Linked DNA regions of Homo sapiens: region 2 is linked to region 1. Evidence: chromatin contacts called from ENCODE Hi-C or POLR2A ChIA-PET data. All regions are on one chromosome and are shown on one strand. Each heading gives the region's core, a stretch centred on a gene start or an enhancer-like site at or near the end of the contact. The rest is flanking DNA. Distances are from core to core; before and after follow the strand shown. Region 1 overlaps LOC105369896 (a long non-coding RNA gene). Region 2 overlaps LINC01619 (long intergenic non-protein coding RNA 1619).

Region 1 (6,371 bases), core at 1,736-4,235:
TTCCCCTTATTCTGACTTGGGATATCCTCATGTCATTAAAGATTTTGATTTCCTAAAAGGTCCTCAAAATTTTGTAGAAAAGCACTTTATTCATTACTAACCTAGTATATACACATATGATTCTAATTTTCTTCCCATGTTTTAAGGCTTTTATAGTAATATTACACAAATGGTCTGCCTAACAGCCAATCATTTCCAAGATAAAAATGGGCCAAGAGACAAATGACAGGCAATTATTAAGCCTTTTAAGGAGAAACTGTTAAGCCTAGAAGAATATTGATACAAACTGACTTTCTGCACAGTGGACTCAACAAAGCTAACATAATTCACACCAGAGATTCTCTATGGGACCATAAATTAATCAGATTGAAAAGATGGCAACCCAGAAACACAATAAATTGTTCTATGGCATAGTAAGGCACCCTCCACATTCTTATTTTCAATGGCACAATAAGACACATACACACACACCTGACAAAGAATGAATAATTTTGGAAAAAGCTGCCATGTTTTCAGTTTAATCTAAAGACAGAGAGAGAAAGAGGAGGAGGAGGAGGATCCTATATTCACTCCTAACTGCAAGTTTGGAAGAGGTATGAGGAATTTGGGAGTGAGGCAAAGAGGCCACAATGTAAGGGAGAATTGAAATACAACTCGAAAGCCTGGCATCCATGAGGTGAGAGGAGAGCAGGAGATGCCAGAGTTACCCATTACTGACTTGGCTTACTTTACAGAACACAGGAAACTGTTGCTTCTAAGAAAATATCTATTTCATCATAAAAGAATTACAGCTCTTTTGTACATATGAATTTAGCCTGTTTTAATTTTGCCTGGCATTTTGGCTTTGCAAATCTTTAGGTATGAGTGCTAAAGTGTTATTCCAACCATTTCACTCTTTCCCAGTGAATGTTAGAACAATCACCTTTCGGTTAATAAACATGCAGTTTTTTACAACTACTATCACAAGTAACAGTTTAGTGTGTAGAAAGAATCAATGGTAAATTTTGGTGTTTCCAGTAGCTCAATATCTCATTTATCCTTTAGGTATCTGGCAAGCTGTCTTTCCCTTTTCTGGTCACCACTCCTCTGGGGATGTAGCCAAGTACAAAATTGCACATTTCTCCTCCCACAAGTGTCTCAGCTCCCACAGAAAACAAAATCTACATCAAGCATGTTTAAGATGATCTACATGTGAAGTAGAAAGGTTAACACACAAGAGGAGTAACAGACTCATTTATTTATTTATTTTTACCTTCAAGGAGTTTAAATACAAACACAGAGAGAAAACTGAAAATAAGCATGATTCTAGAATTTGTATTATTGTTATATATATATTTTTTAAGTAGATAAGCATAAAACTAAGGAATTGCTCAGATGACCAAGTCTGGAGCAAAAACATCTGACACAGGAAAGTGAGAAAATAAAATGGGGGCCTTGAGTAGAAAAATTTCAATGGGTTAATTTCTGCTGGCGTTCAACATGTTATGCCATAGCAAACAAATAAGAATCATGCTGGGTCTCAATTTATCAGATTCCTTTAATTTACTAAGACTGCATATTAAACTAAATTGTTAGCAGCTGGTTGACTACCTCAACCTAACTCAACTCCTGGGAGCAATTACAGAGCTTCTCAAAATCTGTCCCTGTGTGCATCAAATTGATGTTGGAAAGAAAAAGATACCTCTTTCTAAAGTACTTTATTTCAGCCTTTCAAATTCACCTTCTGAAACCTAGGTGACATTCCTTCTAAACACTGTATACGGTATTGCTTAAGACAAGGAAAGTTTTCCCCCAAAACTATTTGTGCTCCCTTCACTCTGGTAGAATTTTTGGTAAGTTCTTTGGCCTATGCCCACCATATACTAGGCCGCCCTTGCTCACAGAAGGCCACAGCAAACCCCTTCTGCAAGCCCACGATGGAATCGTAAATCTTTACAACTTATTGAAGTCTTCCAGATTTTTAAATATGCCCATGATCCAGACTTTTTGCTTGCATGTTTAAATGGTTGCCTGATGGCTTGCAACAAGAAGTAGAAAGGCATTTTTCTTAAAATAAGCAAACAACCATGGCAAATGAGGTCATATTCCCAAGCTTGAATAATAAATATTGCTAAAATCTACAACCTGAAACATATTTTAAGAATTAGACATAGATTTGGGTTTTTTCTTTCTTTTTCAGGAAGGGGTCTCCCTTGCTGCCAATAAAAATTGCTTTGTGTTGTAAAATTTGGGTTCAGCTTGTCTCCTCCTTATATAAGCCCAGTTGAATAGACTGCTGAGGGAAAATCAAAGTTTAAGAGCCTGGCTTTTCCCGTTTGGCAACTTTCATTTCCTGATAATATCGGATAATTAACAAATTGTGTGTTTTAATGCCCTGTCTCTTGAAGCGCATTTGGGAAAAATACTTCTTGTGCCCTCTGAGTAATGGCTTAAATGGAAGAACATGCTCAAAAGAATGCTTTTTCTCAATGCATGAAACACACTCAGCATTTATTATTTTAATTGCTACACATCATGTGTATACTCGTTCGTGTAATTATATACATATTTAAAGGGCAAGAGGAAAAGATTATTTTAGGACTCTATAATTCATTATGAGCAAGGCATTGAAAATTTCTAACTCAAGATGAAAATTCATAAAAATTCTTTGGCAAAAACACCTTAGTATTCTCAATACGGTAACTGACTTTTTTTTTTTTGCGTTATGAAATAACTAGATACTACCGTGCGTTGCTTTTGGATAAAAGGGGAATGCTGTTTCTTAGCCTTTCTGTCTCTTTACTAAATGGATAATTCAGGACTGGGAAATGCAGCTCTAAGTTTGTTGTTTACGAAAAACACATGCTAATGTAACAGCGTATGAGGAATTAAAGAGAAAATGTCAAACGCGCCTTGACATCCAAAATGCATTTAGCTGTTGGCTTTTACTACAGGGCCTTTCACTCTCCAGCCGACCCCCTCCAAGACCAAGTGTTTTTGCGTGTTGGGCTAAAAATAGCCAGCCAAGCCTAACAACTAGCTTCTGATTGGCTCAGAGCAAAGGCCACTCAGCCAATAAGAGCTTCTGGGAACAAAAGCAATTCTTTTGTGTGAGATACTCAACCCACGTCAAAACAGCTTCAGGCTGTAGAAATGATTTTGGTTGAGCTTTAACAAGGTAATAATGCATTTCAGCCCTCTGAAAGGTTTGAAGCGGAACAAAGGGAGTAGTGAAATCTACAAAACAAATGGAGCGCTCAAGGCTTTCATGGGATGAATCATCCGGGTGCCTGAGCTACAAACAGTTGCAAGCTCAGAAAAGAAAAAGCGCTAGGATTTTCTTTCTTTCTTCCTGAGATTTTAACTTATTTTTCAAGCGAAAAACAAAACAAAACAAAAACAAAAAACTAACGAAAAGCCATCAAAGGCGTTGTATCTTGACTATGCCCAAATTTGTTATTATGCTTATTTGATGATGAATAAAAAGCAATTCTTCCACGGTTCCCTTAAATCTCACAAAGAGAAAACAAATGTATGTGTAGTAGATAGTAGGTAGTAAAGCTCCCGAAACTTTGGGCTTTCGTTTTTGGGCACCAAAAGCAGCCCATGTTTTCAGAGTAAAGGCAGGTCTTGATTAATGCTGTGATAGTTCTCAAGGTAAGCAAATTACAGCAGCACTTGATTGGAGAAAAGCATTGAAGTTTTGGAGGTTTTGGCCACTTTCAAGGCATTGTGCCTCTAGGGGTCGCTGTTGGACAGCGGACGAACCTCTTCAGGGCATCCTTCCCCCTTTAATAGTCACTAAAAGAAGAAGCTTAGTAGGCGCCTTTCAGGTAGAACAAAAGGGAGTGGGGAGTCAGTGTTTGAGACCCTTGAGCATGGTTTATGGTCATCACTATGGGACAAAGCATCCCATAACAATGCAGATTACTTTATATGGAAATGAAATGCCATAAAGGACAAAATGTTGCTACAGTAACCACTGAAAATGTTACATAACACATAGGAGCTCATAGGCCATTTCATGGCCTTAAACTGGCTTTATTGTATGGAAAATAATTAAAAGATGATGTGGTGCTTTATAGGCTTCCTTTTTAGGAAACAGAAGGACCCACACTTTAACCTCTCACATAGGAAACCTGTATAGGTTACCAAGTCCTGAAGTTGGCAGAGAAATACAGGTCACAAACAGACTGTTCCCATGTTCTCCTCCCAGAAAACTATGGATTCAATGTAACTTTTTCCCTTGAATATAGCTTTTATGATAAACAATTAGTAAATGAATCCTTAATTAAGCTTTATTCCTGGTGTGGCACAACAAGACCTAAGAAAATCAAACATCTCAGTAAAACTGAAACATATTTTTATTATCTGATTGGTTATAATCAAGAAGCAATATTTCTGTAACAGTTACCTGTCTAAGGAAATGCATAATCTGTCATAAAATATTGCATTCATCAATTATTGGCCCCAGCTGCATTTATGAGCCTATAATCTTTTGCCATAAAACATGGATGTTGGGGAGAGGGGCTGTAGAGAGGAGTATCATATTCATTAACCAATACTACAGAAACTAAAAGTGGTAGTAGACCCTTTTTTTTCTATTGCATTCAGTTTATAATAGTTTCCTTTGACAATAATAATTATAATAATAAAAGAAAAAGAAAAATCCACCTAGGAATTGTATTCCTAAACAACGAAATCTCCAGATGACTACGGATATGTAGTTTTCAACATGCAATATCTGGAAAGAATGTGGGTTCTGTTTCTTTGCAGTAATTCTGTGTGTTTTATAGTCTTTGCTTTATCATCCTGGCCTAGAGCCAGTTAAAGAAATTCATCACCAAATGTGCAACAACCCATGAGAGGGAGTCCAGCATTGAGTTTGGAAATAGAATGAGGTGATTGTAGAGGAAGAGGCCGAGGCTGTCAGTGATGTATTTCCCTATCTCCCTGAGCCTGTCAGCTATTGAGTTGCTCAAGTCCCAGCCCTGACACCTAGCTGCCCCTGTGCCACCATCAGGATGCCCAGTGAGAGAAGAAGAGATGGGGAAATGGAAAGAAATCATCCTGTCCCACCTGCCCATGCAGTAAAGAAGACAAGGAAGAATTTGTAGAAGCCAGGGGTGGAGAGTCTTCCCCCAGAGGAGAGAGGCTCATTGGTCATAGGCCCTAGGGCAGTGGAACCACAGCCCTGGTCCTCAGATGAATGTGGGAGAAGGCAGGATGACTCCAGAGTTGAATATTAGATGTCAGGAGCCCGCAGAAGTGAGAGATGGCTACCAGGAGATGGGACCACAGCTGGGTTCGTTCCAAACATGACCAAAGATTCCCACCTGAGACTGGTACACAAGCACTTGAGAACTGCCAGATGTCAAGGGGATCTTCTGGATAGTGAAAAAATCAGAAGTGACCATGTTAGCCAGAACATCAGCTTCTTCCCTATTTTCATGAAGATTTAAGGCTCCCAGTCTCTGGTGCTATTTTGAAAAGGCTAGAGGAATTCTTGGCAATATGGTAGAATTGAGTCTTGGAGTTAAAACTACGTTAGATTAAGATAAATAATACAAAAGCCATTTCTAACATATCTGAGATTTGCATTATACAAAAGACCATAGTTTATATTTTCTAACAACTGTGTTATTTATCACTGCATTCGTTCCTCAGTACAATCCTATAATGGAATTAGGACAGGTGTCCTGATCCATTTATGCCTAGTGTTCCATTATTGGAACGCTAAGCATCTGGGAGTTATTTATATCCTGCTGCTCAAGGTCATCACCAAGATCTGATTGCAAAAATTCAAAAAATTGCAGCTTCAGGCACAAATGGGTTAATTAGCATTAACAAAGCAAGCCCTTCTGACTTTTATGTTATTCTTCACAAAACTCTCTGGGATTTGTCATTATTATATTAAGTAAACATTTTGAAGTTTTGTAAACACTAAGTTGAGGGACTTGGCAAAGATCATTCAGGCTCTGTCTTCTGTGCTGAAACAAAATTGATAATTGAGATACTTTTCTGAGTAATTTTATTATGAAATCCTCCTCTTATCAGAAATACCTGCATCATGTTTCATTGCTAATTTTGGAAACAGAACAACAGACCTTTGAGAGAGCACTGGCTTGGAAACTAGATTTTGAGATTAACTGTTATGTAAGGACTTAGGATTTTGCTAGTTACAGGTGCCAGGGAGAAATTGGTCATAGCTAGGAAGCTAAAAAATGGAAGCCAAGCTATATAAAAGACAAGATCCCGTAGCCATGCACTAGGTAAAGGGTATGGTCATGAGGACTGGAAGCCCAGTAATTCCAAAATTAGGTGGAAGTGATTTTACAAAAAAGTCTATAATTGTGACGGTATGGATAGACAAGAAATCAAGAATCCTGAGT
Region 2 (6,371 bases), core at 1,978-4,477, 680 kb after region 1:
AGCACAGGAAAGACCTGCCCCCATGATTAAATTACCTCCCACTGGGTACCTCCCACAACACATGGGAATTCAAGATGAGATTTGGGTGGTGACACAGCCAAACCATATCACCACCCTACCTTTTTAAGTCACCTTTTGCATTCCCTTCAGCCTCCTTTATACTCCTTCAAAATCCATCTTTTAAGAGCAAACTTCCCTTCATTCAATCAACACACTCTTATTGAACACCTACTTTGTGCTTGCTACCCATTGTCCTAGGTCCTAGAAAGACAATGCTAAGAAAAAGAAATGCAGGCCCAATCTCTGCCCTGGTGGACTTTACAGTGTCTAGTGATTAAGTTTCAGTCTTGTCCCAGTTACTTTACTCTAACAAGAAAACAATCTCCCTGCTTGCACCTCCTTTCAAATACTCATATCTGTTTCACCCATTGGACACTTATTAGGTACAGCTATGTAGAATTCGTCATCCTATTCAGGGATTCTTTATTAAGGGTAACAATAATAATAATATCAGTAACTTCCATTAATTGAATGTCTACCCTATGCCAGGCACTCTACATATACTGTCTCTCGTCCTCACAATGACATTGCCTTGAAAGAGGTAATTTTTCTCTTTTTACTAATGAAGCACTTGCAGCTCAGAGATGATAAGTAATCTGCCCAAGGCCACATAATTAGTAAATGACATTATCAGTGCAAGAACCCAGGTCCCCTGGCTCTGAAGGCTCTCTCCACAACACAGCAAGCTGTCAGACGTCTTTGTTGCATCATGCATTGAGGTAGTGAATAGTCCGTAAACAGTGAGGAAGGGTAATGTGAGGAAAAGAACATGGTTTTGGAAAAAAAACAGACTGGCATTCAACTCCTAGCTATGCCACTTACTAGTTATGTGACCTTGAACAAATTCCTAAACTTCTTTGTATTTTGTTATCCTCATTTTAAAATCACCACAGCAAAAATAAATAAATAAAGTCATGTATCTCGCAGAGCTGCTGTGAGGATTAAATGAAATGATAAATATCTGGAAAAGCAGCATGTATATAATAGGCTTCCGGCCAATGCTTCTTCTCTTCTTCCTTTGTTGATGCAGATCAGTTAAAAGTTTGCCATCTATCTTTTTGTTGCTCATATAAATTCCTAAGTTTGATACTAAGAAACACCTGCAGAAGGGTCTTTCAAGCACCTGCAAGTATATTAAAGAGGCAGATACAGGAACTGAGAGATAAAGGCAGTATGGTTGAGAGGAGATGGAAAACCAATCTAGAAACCAGGCAGTGGGAGGCTGTGTGGTTCCTTTTGTTAGGAAAACTTTTCAAAGGCAGAGTCCTTGAAGCTTTTGTGCATCAAAAGCATTTGAAATGCTTTCCTCGGGTGCACTTACATAGTATTGCTTCTGTGGCAAAGAAGGTATAGTCTTGTCAAAATGCTATTGATTTTTTCAGAAGGAATCTAGAGACTTCATTCACCAATGAAGCCCTGCAAACAAGCCCTAAAGCCCACTTTTTTTTCTATAAATTGGTCACCCACTCCAGAAAAGAACATGGCTAATTAACTAAAGGTTCACATTTATTCAATCTGTACTAGGTACTTTGATAGACCTTGTACATCTACCATTTCCTTAATCTTTAAAGAAAAAAAGCTTTTTAAGGTAGGAATTATAATAAAATTGACACTCAGAGAGGTTAAATATCTTGCACAAGACCACACAGTTAGAAATCGTTGGTGAGATTTGAACTGATTGTTTATTTATTCAACAAATATTTATTGAGTGACTACTATGGGCTGAGTCTGCCTGTTTCTAAAGCTAATGCTCTTTTCACTATCTAATTCTTCCTGGTAAAATAAATAACAGTATTCTCTGTCTGTTACAATGTTCTTTCAGAATGCAAAAGCAGTTTGGCCAGAACATGATATGCTCATGGCTCAGAAAAGATAATCGGGCAGATTGGCCTGGCCAGGCAAGTGTCCATATGTCTCAGCAGCACTCCACGTGTATCCATTCATCTCAAAGCTAGATTTTTAAAAAAGAATGGTCCACTATAGTCAGGAGTGCCATTCTCGGGAAAGTATGACTATCTGTGTTTGATTACTTCTAAAACTTTATAACGAGGATACACTTCAGAACATCTATTTACTAGAAAGTTGAAAAGAGGTGAAGATCAGTACACGCGACTCACTAAAAAAGGAAATTATAATTTTAGTGCCTTACTTTTATATAGGCAATAGTTCTTTCCAGTGTACTATTTACAACATAAATGATGAGATTTTAGCCCCATACCATTCTGTATGATCAGGAAGGGAATGGTTATTATGTCCATTTCTCACAAGAGGAAACTGAGGTTCAAGTTGTCAAAGTCATTGGTACTTTCCAAATGTCCAAGTTCACATCATTATTTAATGGCAGAACCAGGATTTATCTTAGGATCTTTCTGCTCTTTCCAATGTACAATCTTCATTGGTCAGAATGAGCTAGGTTGTATTAGATTGTATTGCAGTAATAAATGGCCTTCAGATCTCAGGAGCTCACTATAATAAAGATTGATTTCTTGTTCATGTTCCTTGTCTGCTGTGGGTTTGGTCTGCTTTGTGTTTACTCCAGGACTTAGCGGACAGAACAGCCTCTATCTGGATCATTGCCAGTAATGTGGCAGTGTGAAAAGTGCAATTGATGGACCTCACACTGGCTTCTAGGGCTTCTGATAGAAAGTGGCTTTCACCCTTATTTCATTGGCCAAAGCAAGTCACAGCATTGCCCACATGCAATATGGCAGGTGTGTATCATCCTTTCACAGGGAGGGGCCCCAAATAGGCATAAAATTATTTCAGTTATATCAGGGTAGTAATGTATAAAGTGGTTGTCAGCCTCCCTTCCTTGTAGCATAAAGTTATTCTTTAATAAATGCGGTACTGACTAAGAATTATTTTAGGTATAATGAGCCAAGCAGTCCACTTAAATCATGTAAAAATTAAATAATTCAATAAATTTAATATTTAAAAACCAACAATTCTCAACTATCACTGTTGAGCACTAAACCCTCTGCATTTGCGAAGAGAGCAACTTTCACTCTGGGAATAAACTTTCCGTTTCTGGCAAGAGAATTGGATAGCAACATTGAAGTTCTACTGTGAATGGGCGTCAGGGTGTCATATTTGAATGTGTAATGAGTAAACATTGGCAGAAACCCCCTTTGCCACGTGACTTCAAAACAAACACCAGTCAGTAGGGAACTACCAGCTGTGCCCAGTAGAAAAAAATGCGCTCATATATTTTTCTTCCATGAGCAAAAAAATCCCCGCCGAGATCACCTCCCCTCAGAATGTAGGGCACGAATGTGTTCTCACATGAGTTCAAGAACAAAACCCCACCTCTGGAAAGTCCTCCTGGCAAAGTCATTTAAACAAATTGCAGAGGAAGACAGAAGTAGGACATGAAACAGAGTTCAGGCATTCACAGAATCTTGCATTCCCTTAAATCAATTCTCAGCTAAAGGAAAAAAAAATACAGCAGAGTTGGGGAGTGGGAGCATTTAGCAAGAGTTTAAAGTAGCTGATTTCTAATGTTGACTACATTATAATGTCCCTTACAATCCTAAGATTCTATGACTCCATAAGTTTATGTGATGACAAAAAGTTTCTGCTTTTTCAAGTACAGAAAAAAAAAGAGAAGAGGCTATGTTTTATGTAATAATAAAATTTAACAGAGAACTGCACCCTCCCACCTCCAAAAAAAATGTCCTGGTGACTATAAAGTTGTCTTGGGCTAGGCAATCTGCATATAGAATTCTGTTCCTTAAAAATTTTTTGGCACTGAGTCAGAACTTGATTTGTAGAAATGACACCTCCCCAATACTTCTTTTAGAGCAGTGAGGGGGAGGTAGAATGAACTGAGTTAGAACTTTACCTTAGACTTTTTGTAAAGGTCACCAAAGGGAAAATCCATAAAGAGTCATTGCCCTTTAGTCACTTACACGTATGAAATGTGTTGTCCTAGGATGAAAGAGAATCATTACTGTACATCACATTTCGGATTAAATAATTGTTGTGTCTTGCTTTTTTTTCATGACTTTAAATAGAATTCAGGTTGAAATGAACCTGGATTAATAGGAGATGTTTCTAAATATGTCAGTTGTGCTTTTTTGATATGCATGGATGTCATTCTACTATTTTGTTGGCATAATTGCTAGCAAATCCCCATAACTGATATTCAAATTTTAGTATAGATGTAAGTAAAAGTGTGTCCAGTTATCAAAATATAGATATAAGTAAAATTGTGTCTTAGTTATCAAAATACCAAATTTCATTTGAGCAAAAGAAATGAGGGGAGAGAAGATGGATATATTAACTTCTCTGATAAGCAACATACTACCCTGCTGCTTTCTCTAGCTACTTACTACAGAAAGAGTGCATGGTCATGAGATGCATGGAGTCTCTAGTATCTAACTGAACACAAAGAAACTTCTCTAATGGCTAGTCATGTTAAGTGATACAAGAGATGCATCCACTGGAAAAGACTGTGGCTCACTTTGAGGATGAGTATAATGTCACAGGATCAAAATATTTGAAAGAGAGAATTTGGAAGCTAAGGTTAATTTAGAATCTATAATTGCTCAGAGTTTTCTTCCCCTCCACAACCAATTCAAGTCTCTCTTAGACTCCTGAATCAAATAGCTGGTGGAGCCCATAAGTAGTAGCAGAAGTCAGTGAAACTAAATAGAGGATCAATAATTGTATATACACACATATATATATGAATGTATGTATACACACATACATGTATGTATATGGAAGTGTATACATAGATATATATCTATACATTTTTTTTCTTTTTGAGACAGAGTGTCATTCTGTTGTCCCAGCCGAGTGCAGTGGCACAATCTCGGCTCAATGCAACCTTTGCTTCCTGGGTTCAAGCGATTCTCATGCTTCAGCCTCTCAAATAGCTGTGATTACAGTCATGTGCCACCATGTTCAGCTAATTTTTGTATTTTTAGTAGAGACGGGGTTTCACCGTGTTGGCCAGGCTGGTCTTGAACTCTTGGCCTCAAGTGATCCACCCGCCTTAGCCTCCCAGAGTGCTGGGATTACAGGTATGAGCCGCCATGCCATGCCCGGACTATATGTATGTATTGAAGATAAACACATACATATATGGAGATTATAGATACACATATGTATATCATATATATCCATACATCCATACATATGGTGTGTGTGTGTATATATATATATGTTTACTATATGCGTGCACACACACACACCCCCCATATATATATTTCCATAGGTATGGTGTGTATATCTCTATATGTATATACCAGATATATATATATAAAAATATATATGTATATACCTTACACATGTAGAGATATACATGTATCATATGTGTATCCATATATATGGTATATATTTAATCTATGTGTGTATCTATAATCTCCATATATGTATATGTTTATTCTCTATATATGTATAATATACACATGTATACATTTCCACACACATACATATATGCATATATACATATATTGATATATGTATGTGCATATACAATTATTGATCCTCTATTTAGTTTCACTGACTTCTACTACTACTTATGGGCTCCACCAGACATTTGATTCAGGAGTCTGAGAGAATTGAATCTGTTGCGGAGGGGAAGAAAGCTACGTGCAATTATAGATTCCAAATTAATCTTAGCTTCCAAATTCTCTCTTTCAAATATTTTGTTCCTGTGACACCATACTCAACACCTTCTTCTCAAACTGAACCAGACTCTTTTCCAATGAAAGTATATTCCATATCCATAATACATGGATATACATATACACACATATGGATATATCCATGTACATATATGGAAATATACATGCATATATGAATACATATATACATACATATTTATATATGTATTTGATTGATTATGGCACAACTAGCTACTCAACTGATTTTTTTAACAAACCCCAATGTTATGCCATTTACAAAAAGAAATGCCTTCTGGATTAAAGACAACTGTAAAAAATAAATACTTCAAGAAAATCTAGCATATCATATATACATATATGTACAATCTATTATGTGGAAGGAGGCTTTCTTGTCAAAATGGAGAAGATATAAAAGAAAAGAGAGACTTACTTGATCATATAAGAATTTAAAACATTTTGTTAAAAGAAAGATTCCACAACAAGGTCAGTAGACTAATGATAGGTTTGGAAATATTTGTGGCATCAGCAACAGTTGGGTTTTTTGTGTTTTTTTGTTTTGTTTTGCAAATTGACAAAAGCAAAGACAATGAATAACGGAAAAAAAGGATAAAGAATTCAAATAGGATATTTACATAGGGGCAATGACCAACAAGCAAATGAAAATATTCTCACATTAAA

Evidence for each region. A loop is a pair of places that touch in the nucleus more often than their neighbours do. ChIA-PET counts read pairs that join two places held with the same protein, here RNA polymerase II (POLR2A). Pooled maps may share reads with other maps.
Region 2: a pooled map shows a loop between it and region 1 (4-fold over the local background). The contact joins two enhancer-like sites. A Hi-C loop is called at or near these places in 2 of 168 maps with a recorded cell type or tissue (Calu3 and MCF 10A) and 6 of 50 pooled maps. POLR2A ChIA-PET finds 5 or more read pairs at or near these places in 3 of 52 experiments (GM10248, MCF 10A and activated naive CD4-positive, alpha-beta T cell).

What each region holds. Positions count from the first base shown.
Region 1 is chr12:91,378,491-91,384,861 of GRCh38, forward strand. The region is part of intron 4 of LOC105369896 (a long non-coding RNA gene); the gene reads right to left. Among named protein-coding and RNA genes, the nearest start is that of LINC02823, 55 kb to the left of the region's middle. RefSeq lists enhancers at 2,402-3,235, 3,236-4,067. Within about 2 kb of position 2,986, at least 20 of the 41 ENCODE cell types and tissues checked have a DNase peak (open chromatin) inside an H3K27ac peak, as active enhancers do.
Region 2 is chr12:92,062,009-92,068,379 of GRCh38, forward strand. The region is part of intron 1 of LINC01619 (long intergenic non-protein coding RNA 1619); the gene reads right to left. Among named protein-coding and RNA genes, the nearest start is that of LINC01619, 78 kb to the right of the region's middle. Within about 2 kb of position 3,228, at least 10 of the 41 ENCODE cell types and tissues checked have a DNase peak (open chromatin) inside an H3K27ac peak, as active enhancers do.